Regions from separate parts of the Homo sapiens genome. Here all the other regions are linked to region 1. Evidence: chromatin loops called from intact Hi-C (ENCODE). Cell type or tissue: OCI-LY7. All regions are shown on one strand. Region 1 overlaps LOC124903876 (a long non-coding RNA gene). Region 2 has its middle 3.9 kb from the start of LACTBL1. Region 3 overlaps ELOA (elongin A).

Region 1 (2,500 bases):
GAGTAGCTGGGACTACAGGCACCTGCCACCACGCCTGGCTATTTTTTTTTGTATTTTTAGTACAGACGGGATTTCACCGTGTTAGCCAGGATGGTCTCGATCTCCTGACCTTGTGATCTGCCTGCCTTGGCCTCCCAAGGTGCTGGGATTACAGGTGTGAGCCACCACGCCTGGCCATGCCCGGTAATGTTTTTTGTATTTTTAGTTAGGGTTTCACCACATTGGCCAGGCTAGTCTCAAACTCTTGACCTCGTGATCTGCCCACCTCGGTCTCCCAAAGTGCTGGGATTACAGACATGAGCCACCGCGCCTGGCCAGGTACTTCCTTTTCTTTCGAGGCAGGGCGGGTCTCACTATGTTGCCCAAGCGGGTCTTGGATCCAGGACTCAAGGGATCCTCCCACCTCAGCCTCCTGAGTAGCTTTCATCCTTTATAAGCCTTTCAAAGTCTCCAAGTCATAGATGGAGCAGCTGAGACCCAGAAATAAGAAGGGCCTTGTCTAAGGCCACAGAGTGGGTACAGAGCCAGTCCCACATCCCAGGACCCCATCAACCCACCTGAGCTTAGGAACTCTCTGAGCATTTTCTTGGCACTAGGCTTTGTGCTTATTGCTTCCTCACACCAATTTTATAAAGTGGGTGTTGTCCCACTTTCGCGATAAGGACACGGGGACTCAGGAAGGTAAAATAACTTGCCCAAGTCACACAGCTAGCAAGGGACAGAATCATGACATGACTATCTGACTCCAAAATGCATGCTTTTTAAATACCTGGAGGCCTCTGCAGTTTGGCTGTTTTGGAGCCTCAGATTTGCTTGAGTGGCTCAGCGGACAGCCTCTCTTGAGTTGCTGTAGCAGTAGTGTTGTACCCCAAAGCAAGCAGTCGGTTACCAAGGCTGATCCCTGTGCCCAACTCCCTCTGTCCCAGCAGCTGGGGTCCAGGGGTTCACAGAGCAGGCACTCATGGTCCCTGCTCTAGAAATGATCTGCGTGGCATGCCGCCCCATCCCCAAAGCCCATTGTCTCCCCAGGAGACAATATGGAGAAAGGACCCAGCCTAGTGGGCTGCCTGTATCCATCTGTAACCATGGAAACCCCTTAGGGAGACAATTCCAAAATCCTCCTTGCCACCTCCCACCTTGCAGCTGTGGCTCCAGGAGCCCAGCCTCCAGCAGGAGAGGAATTACTGATAATTGCTGCTCCCCCAGCACTGCCACCACCAAATGGGACACAGCTGGGCCTCCCTCCACAGGGATCTCCCCCACCCTCCCAGTCCTAGAATTGGTGTTGGTAAAGGGGCCTTAGATGGGTTTTAAGGCCTAAGCTGTATTTCTTTTGCAAGAGTCAAAAGATCCTTGTAGTTCCGTACTGGTGAGATCTGTCCTTGATCCCACATTTGGGCACAGAGATAAAAGGGCCCAGCACAATTCTTAACCGTTGAATGGTCAACCAGTCACCTGGGAAGGGCTTAGGTCTTCAGTGCATGACTCCCCTCTGGCGGCCAGTTGCTGCAATTGTCAGAGAGGAACAAAAATGATGACCTCTTTTCCTGGGTATTTACTGTGATCCAGATACACACACATATTAGATCTAATCCTTACTACCTCTTGGTGAGGGGGGTGTCGTCCTACTTGCACATGCTAAAGCCAAGGTGTCCAGAGAATATCCAGAGGAAGGATGACAAAGTGGTTGAGAGGGTGTACCTGGACAGCCCTGGCTCAAAACCACCTCTACTGTCACCAGCCCTGTGGCCTTGGGTAAGTTACGTAAATGCTCAGAGTCTCAGTTTCTTCATCTATAAAATGGGGGTGATGATATTACACATCTCATGGGGATGATATGAGGATCATATGCGTGGAAGTTTATGAGCCTTCAGAAAGGTGACCCACACATAGTAAATAAAATTCAGGGCCCTGACACACAAGCTGTCCTTCAGGCATAATCATCGAACTACTCCTGGGCTCAGTTCCTTCATCTGTTCTGTGGGGCTAATGGTGGCTTCCTCATAGGGCTGTTGTGATAATTAAGCAGATCGGGCATGAATGTGCTTGCTTTGCAACTATTAGCTTTTTTTTTTTTTTTTTTAGACAGGGTTTCCCTCTGTCATCCAGGCTGGAATGCAGTGACACAATCACAGCTCATTGCAGCCATGACCTCCTGGGCTCAAGAGATCCTCCAGTCTCAGCCTCTTGAGGAGCTGTGACTACAGGCATATACCACTACGCCCAGCTAATTTTTAAATATTTTTGTAAAGACAGAGTCTCGCCAGGTAGCCTAGACTGGCCTTGAACTCCTGGACTCAAGCCATCCTCCCGCCTTGGCCTCTCAAAGTGCAGGGATTATAGGAGTGAGCCACTGTGCCCGACTTCTTAGCATCACTTTTGATCTGCTTGTTTGGGGAGGAATAATCACAGGGGTGGGGCAGTGTATAGGGCAGGGCGTGGGGGAGAGCAGTGGGCGGGGAGGTGGGTTAGAAAGTGAATTATAGGCTAGGTATGGTGG
Region 2 (2,500 bases), 570 kb after region 1:
CTTTCTTTCTTTCTTTCTTTCTTTCTTTCTTTCTTTCTTTCTTTCATCTTTCTTTCTCTTTTTCTTTCCTTCCTTCCTTCCTTCTTTCCTTCTTTCTTTCTTTTCTTTCTCTCCTTCCCTCTTTCTCTCTTTATTTCTCTTGCTCTGTCACCCAGGATGGAGTGAAGTGGTGTGATCTCGGCTTGCTGCAACTTCTGCCTCTCGAGTTCAAGGGATTCTTGTGCCTCAGCCTCCCAAGTAGCTGGGACTACAGGCACCCGCCACCATGCCAGGCTAATTTTTGTATTTTTAGTAGAGATGGGGTTTTGCCATGTTGGCCAGGCTGGTCTCGAACTCCTGACCTCAAGAGATCTGCCCACCTCTGGCTCCCAAAGTGCTGGGATTACAGGCTTGAGCCACTGTGCCTGGCCCACATTCTTCTTCCTTCCTTCCTTCCTTCCTTGCTTCCTTCCTTCTTTCCTTCCTTCCTTCCTTCCTTTTTTTTTTTTTCTCTCTCTTTCTCTCTTTCTTTCTTTCAACAGAGTCTTGCTGTCACCCAGCCTGGAGGGCAATGACGTGATCTCGGTTCACTGCAACCTCTGCCTTCTGGGTTCGCGATTTTCCAGCCTTAGCCTCCCAAGTAGCTGGGACTACAGGTGCCCACCACCACGCCTGGCTAATTTTTGTATTTTTAGTAGAGATGGGGTTTCGCCATATTGGCCAGGCTGGTCTCAAACTCCTGACCTCCAGTGATCCGCCTGCCTTGGCCTCCCAAAGTGCTGGGATTATAGGCATGAGCCATCATGCCCGGCCCACATTCTTCTTTCTTAAAGGTCCTGATGCAGAGGGTGAGGACAATTAGTTTCTCCCAGGAGGAGAGGCCAATGAGACTCATGGTAATAAGAGTGACTAACATTTGCTGAGCACTTGCTGCGTGCCAGCTACTGGATTGTACATTTTAGGTGTATTATTTCATGCAATCCTCACTCCTCCCTGCAAGGAGGTGGGTTCTACTTCATTACCCCATTTTATGGATGAGCACATTGAGGTCCAAGAGAAGCCAAGAAATCCAACCAAAGTCACACCGGTAATAAGTGGGGAAGCTGGAATTTGAACTCTTGCAGCCTGACCCATAGGGACATCTACTGGATAGGTTTAAACTACGCATGTAAGGTTTTTGGTTTTTCCCCAAAGAGTAGGAAGCGGCCATGAAGGGCAAAGGATGAACATGATCTTTCGTGTGTAAATGATGGTGAATAATTCCTCCCTATGGGGATATTGTGGGGAATATCTTGGTTCATGGATGGAAAGCCCCTGGACAAGGGCCTGGAGGAAGAGACACATGCAAGTAAATTACCCTTTAAAGGAGGCTCAGGCTGGGCCAGAGATCTTACACATGGGCATCTACTGCCATCCTGGGGCCACTGTGCTGTATGACACGCTGTGGGTTCCCGTCTAGTTAAATTCGGGAGGGGCAGGGCTGGTCTCTGCAGTGAAAAATGGCTGCCTTCAGAACTGGGCTAGGAGCAAGGGAGTGGTTCTCAGGGAGGGGGTGGTGTCCTGGGGGCAAGGACTGCAGAACCCAGGAGTGCTAGGTCTGGGGACATAGACCTGAATAAGACACAGTCTTTGCCCATAGACTGATTAGTGTTAGGTAGTGTTAGTGAGACCTTGTCTCAAAAACAAACAAACAAACAAACAAACAAAAAAACCCGAGTCATTGTAGGAAGCCGAACTTCATGGAGCCCTTAGTAGGTGCCAGGCTCTCTCTGGGCTGCTTGCTTCATGAGCACATTCCATTTAATCCTCACAGCAACCGAGGAGTCTTGTCAGTGTCTGGGGAACGACAGGACTCCTGGGTCCAAACCCAGTTCTGCCATTTCTTGGGGACCTCCCTTTCCGGAGCATCAGTTTCCTCGGATGTAAAATGGAGACAGAATAGAAGCTGCCTCCTGGGATTGTGGAGACCAGAGGACATAGCACAGGGGGCTCTAAAGACCGTATGTGGTACATTGTCAACAGGCAGTCTGTGTCCAAGAAGCGGGCTGCCAGTTCTGAGCCACAGAGAAGATTAACCAAACAGCCAAGTGCAATGAAAAAGACCTGGGTCCCAGATCAATTGTTGTCAGTAAACTTGCTATGTGACCTTGGTGAGTCATTTCCCCTCTGTGAGCCTCTTTTGCCAGCCATACAATGTGAAGTTTGGACAAAATCACTCAGATTTTTGGCTATGGGGGCTACAGAAGAAGATCTAGAAGGCTTGCCTCCATCCATCCCCAATCCTGAGCATTAGTAGAAGGAGATAGCAATTCAAGGCTCCGTTGAAATAATGAGGTGGAGGCTGGTGTGATCCGTGAGTTGCAGAGGAGCCTCGCTCCTCAAAGTGTGGTCTTTACACCAGCCTCAGCATCACCTAGGAGCTTGTTAGAAATGTAGGCTCTCAGATACCACCCCGACTCACTGGCTCAGAACCTACCATGTAACACAATCGCTAGGATGCTCCTACCCACAAGTAAGTGGG
Region 3 (2,500 bases), 210 kb before region 1:
TAGGTGTGAGCCACTGTACCCTGCCTTGAATGAATTTTTAAATCTTTTTCCCATTAAGAAAAAGAAGATATAGAAAATTACCTTTTCGCTTTGGCTGGAAGGAGGATATCAGCTCGAGGGAAGGCAGTGGACGGTAATTGGCCTGTATCGCGGGTAACGGGAGGTCTGGCAACACTGGCAACACATCAGGCACCTGCAGGGGACAGACCCATGGGTGGAGAGTCAGTGAGTAGAAGCACAGCTCTCTTTCCTACAGTCTATTCCCGGGAGCATTAACTGGACATCTTGCACAGGAAGATCCAGGTTGGAGGGGGCCACAGTCATGTCTGACACCACCTCAGTCAGGAAATAAATACAGATGAGCCCATCACAAGAGAATAATGCAGAAAATTCTTATTTGCGGTACCATATACCCTGACAACCAGTGAAGCCCAGAGGAAATTACTGCACACTGAAATTCAACATGCCCCCCAAAAGCAAGCTAAGGAAAACAGTGGCAGGGCAATCCTCTGAGCTCTGCAGGGCCAGGTGCTCTGGGTGGGAAGCCACCAAGGGGCTGAAGGGGTTACCTTTCTCAGCTTGGCTAAATCAGCTCCAGCCGGCTTCTCTGACTTGGTTTTGTTCACCTTGGGTAATTTCTGAACTGAGTCCAAGTTTTTACCAGTGCTTTTAGAGTCATTTTTTTTAAGTCCTTTATCTCCAAGTGCCGTGGCTGAAGTTTTCACAATCTTTTTCTTTTTCTTCCGGGGCTGGTCATAGCTGAGGTAGGATTCAAAAGACATGGTTGGCTGCTCGAATTCATCCTCCATATCTGTCTCCTCAACTTTAGGGAGGGAGCCCAGTGACTTTCTATCCAAATTAGTTTTGACTTTCCCTTCTGGAGTCTTTAGGTTGTTAGAACCCTTCTCTTTTACCTTGGGCAACAGGTCTCCTGCTCCTTTTCCTGTGTCAAAGCTGTCCAGACCTTGCTTGCTTTTGTCCAATTTGGCTTTCTCTGGGTCTCTGTGCTTTGGCTTTTTCAGGTGGTTGTCTGAAGCGGCCTCTGAGGGAGGCAAACACTTCTTCTTCAGGCTGCTGCCCTCTCTGTCCTTCTCTTTCTTTACGCCACTAGAGGGCGGTTTCTCCCTTGCATTGTCCCCTGAGGGTGGCCTTCGGTTCTCCTCTTTGGAGAGGGCCTTGTGTGATTTCTCTCTGCTCACCACAGAGGCCTTCTCATCACTCTTGGCATCCACGGGGCGTTTGTCCTTGTGGGAAGATTTGTGCTCCTTGTTTTGACTCACAACCCCTTTCCCATGGGGTTCACCCAGGTGTCGTTCTTGGCTGGCCCCGAGTCTGTCCTGAAAGGCATTGCTGTGGCCTTTCCCAGGCTTCTGGTGTGAAACAATGGGCTCCTGGTCCTCCTCCAGGGATCTGTAGTGGTCGACGTACATCTGATGAGGACTGGTACAAGATGGAGGGGATTGAACATGGCCATAATCAGAAGACTCAGGGTCTGAAGAGTAAGTTGGTGACATTCTGTGACACCTCTTTCTCTCATCTCTCCTCTCATGACCGTGAGACACTTTGTGAGGTCTCTCGAGCTCCGAGAGTTTCCTATGTTTCTTCTGCCTGTGGTCAGGGCTATAGGATCGGCTCCCCGTGGCTTTCCAGGTTTCTTGGTAGTCCCCCTCCATCTCCTCCTCCTTCTGCAGGGCATCCCGAGGGCGCTTTCGGGAATTGCTCTTCTCAAAGTCCTGTTCATCAGGCTCAGCATTTCTAAAATAAAAGAAAAAGCAGACAAAGTAGGTCTAAATCTTGCTTCTTGAGGGACAAAGTCACAGAATCTGAACTCACCAAAGAAGTGAAGATGCAGAGTTAGAAACAACAAGGTCTTAAGAAGAAGATAAGTAGGTTATGCTTAAAGATACTCAAATCTTAAAACTGGGAAAACCCAAATGAGAAATGGTGAGTTTAACCACAAGATGCAAAGATCAAATATCTCATATACATGAAAATGTGGAGATTTATTAAAACATGGGGACATGTTTAATTTGTTATATAAAATGGGGGCTGCTCACTATTTATCTAGTTCACAACTTAAAAAAATGCCATTTAAGGAGCAGTTAGAAAGAAACATACCAGGCCAGCCGCGGTGGCTCACGCCTGTAATCCCAGCACTTTGGGAGGCCGAGGCGGGCAGATCACGAGGTCAGGAGATCAAAACCATCCTATCCTGGCTAATACGGCGAAACCCTGTCTCTACTAAAAATACAAAAAATTAGCCGGGCGTGGTGGCGGGTGCCTGTGGTCCCAGCTACTCAGGAGGCTGAGGCAGGAGAATGGCGTGAACCTGGGAGGCGGAGCTTGCAGTGAGCCGAGATCACGCCACTGCACTCCAGCCTGGGCAACAGAGCGAGACTCTGTCTCAAAAAAAAAAAAAAAAAAAAAAAGAAACGTACCAAAATGTTCATAACGTTTGTCTTTGCGTGATAGAAATAGGAAATTTTGATTTCTATTTTTA

The links. A loop is a pair of places that touch in the nucleus more often than their neighbours do. Peaks named below come from ENCODE experiments on the same cell type or tissue, not always from the same donor. Only the 100,000 strongest peaks of a DNase experiment are listed, where the experiment ranks them.
Region 2: a loop joins it to region 1, with 17 times the contacts of the local background. A loop is called at or near these places in 10 of 110 quality-filtered maps.
Region 3: a loop joins it to region 1, with 11 times the contacts of the local background. A loop is called at or near these places in 26 of 110 quality-filtered maps.

The regions. Positions count from the first base shown.
Region 1 is chr1:23,543,874-23,546,373 of GRCh38, reverse strand. The region is part of intron 1 of LOC124903876 (a long non-coding RNA gene); the gene reads right to left. Among named protein-coding and RNA genes, the nearest start is that of E2F2, 14 kb to the right of the region's middle. RefSeq lists an enhancer at 1,342-1,636. In OCI-LY7, CTCF peaks have their summits at 1,293 and 1,502 (motif pointing left); a DNase peak (open chromatin) is centred at 1,473; H3K27ac peaks cover 2,199 bases.
Region 2 is chr1:22,975,498-22,977,997 of GRCh38, reverse strand. No RefSeq gene overlaps it. Among named protein-coding and RNA genes, the nearest start is that of LACTBL1, 3.9 kb to the right of the region's middle. In OCI-LY7, CTCF peaks have their summits at 1,155 (motif pointing left) and 1,358 (motif pointing left); a DNase peak (open chromatin) is centred at 1,407.
Region 3 is chr1:23,750,100-23,752,599 of GRCh38, reverse strand. ELOA (elongin A) reads right to left here. Exons shown (of 11, transcript NM_003198.3): 4 at 570-1,755; 5 at 82-193. Among named protein-coding and RNA genes, the nearest start is that of ELOA, 7.9 kb to the right of the region's middle. In OCI-LY7, CTCF peaks have their summits at 890 and 1,095 (motif pointing right); a DNase peak (open chromatin) is centred at 1,129.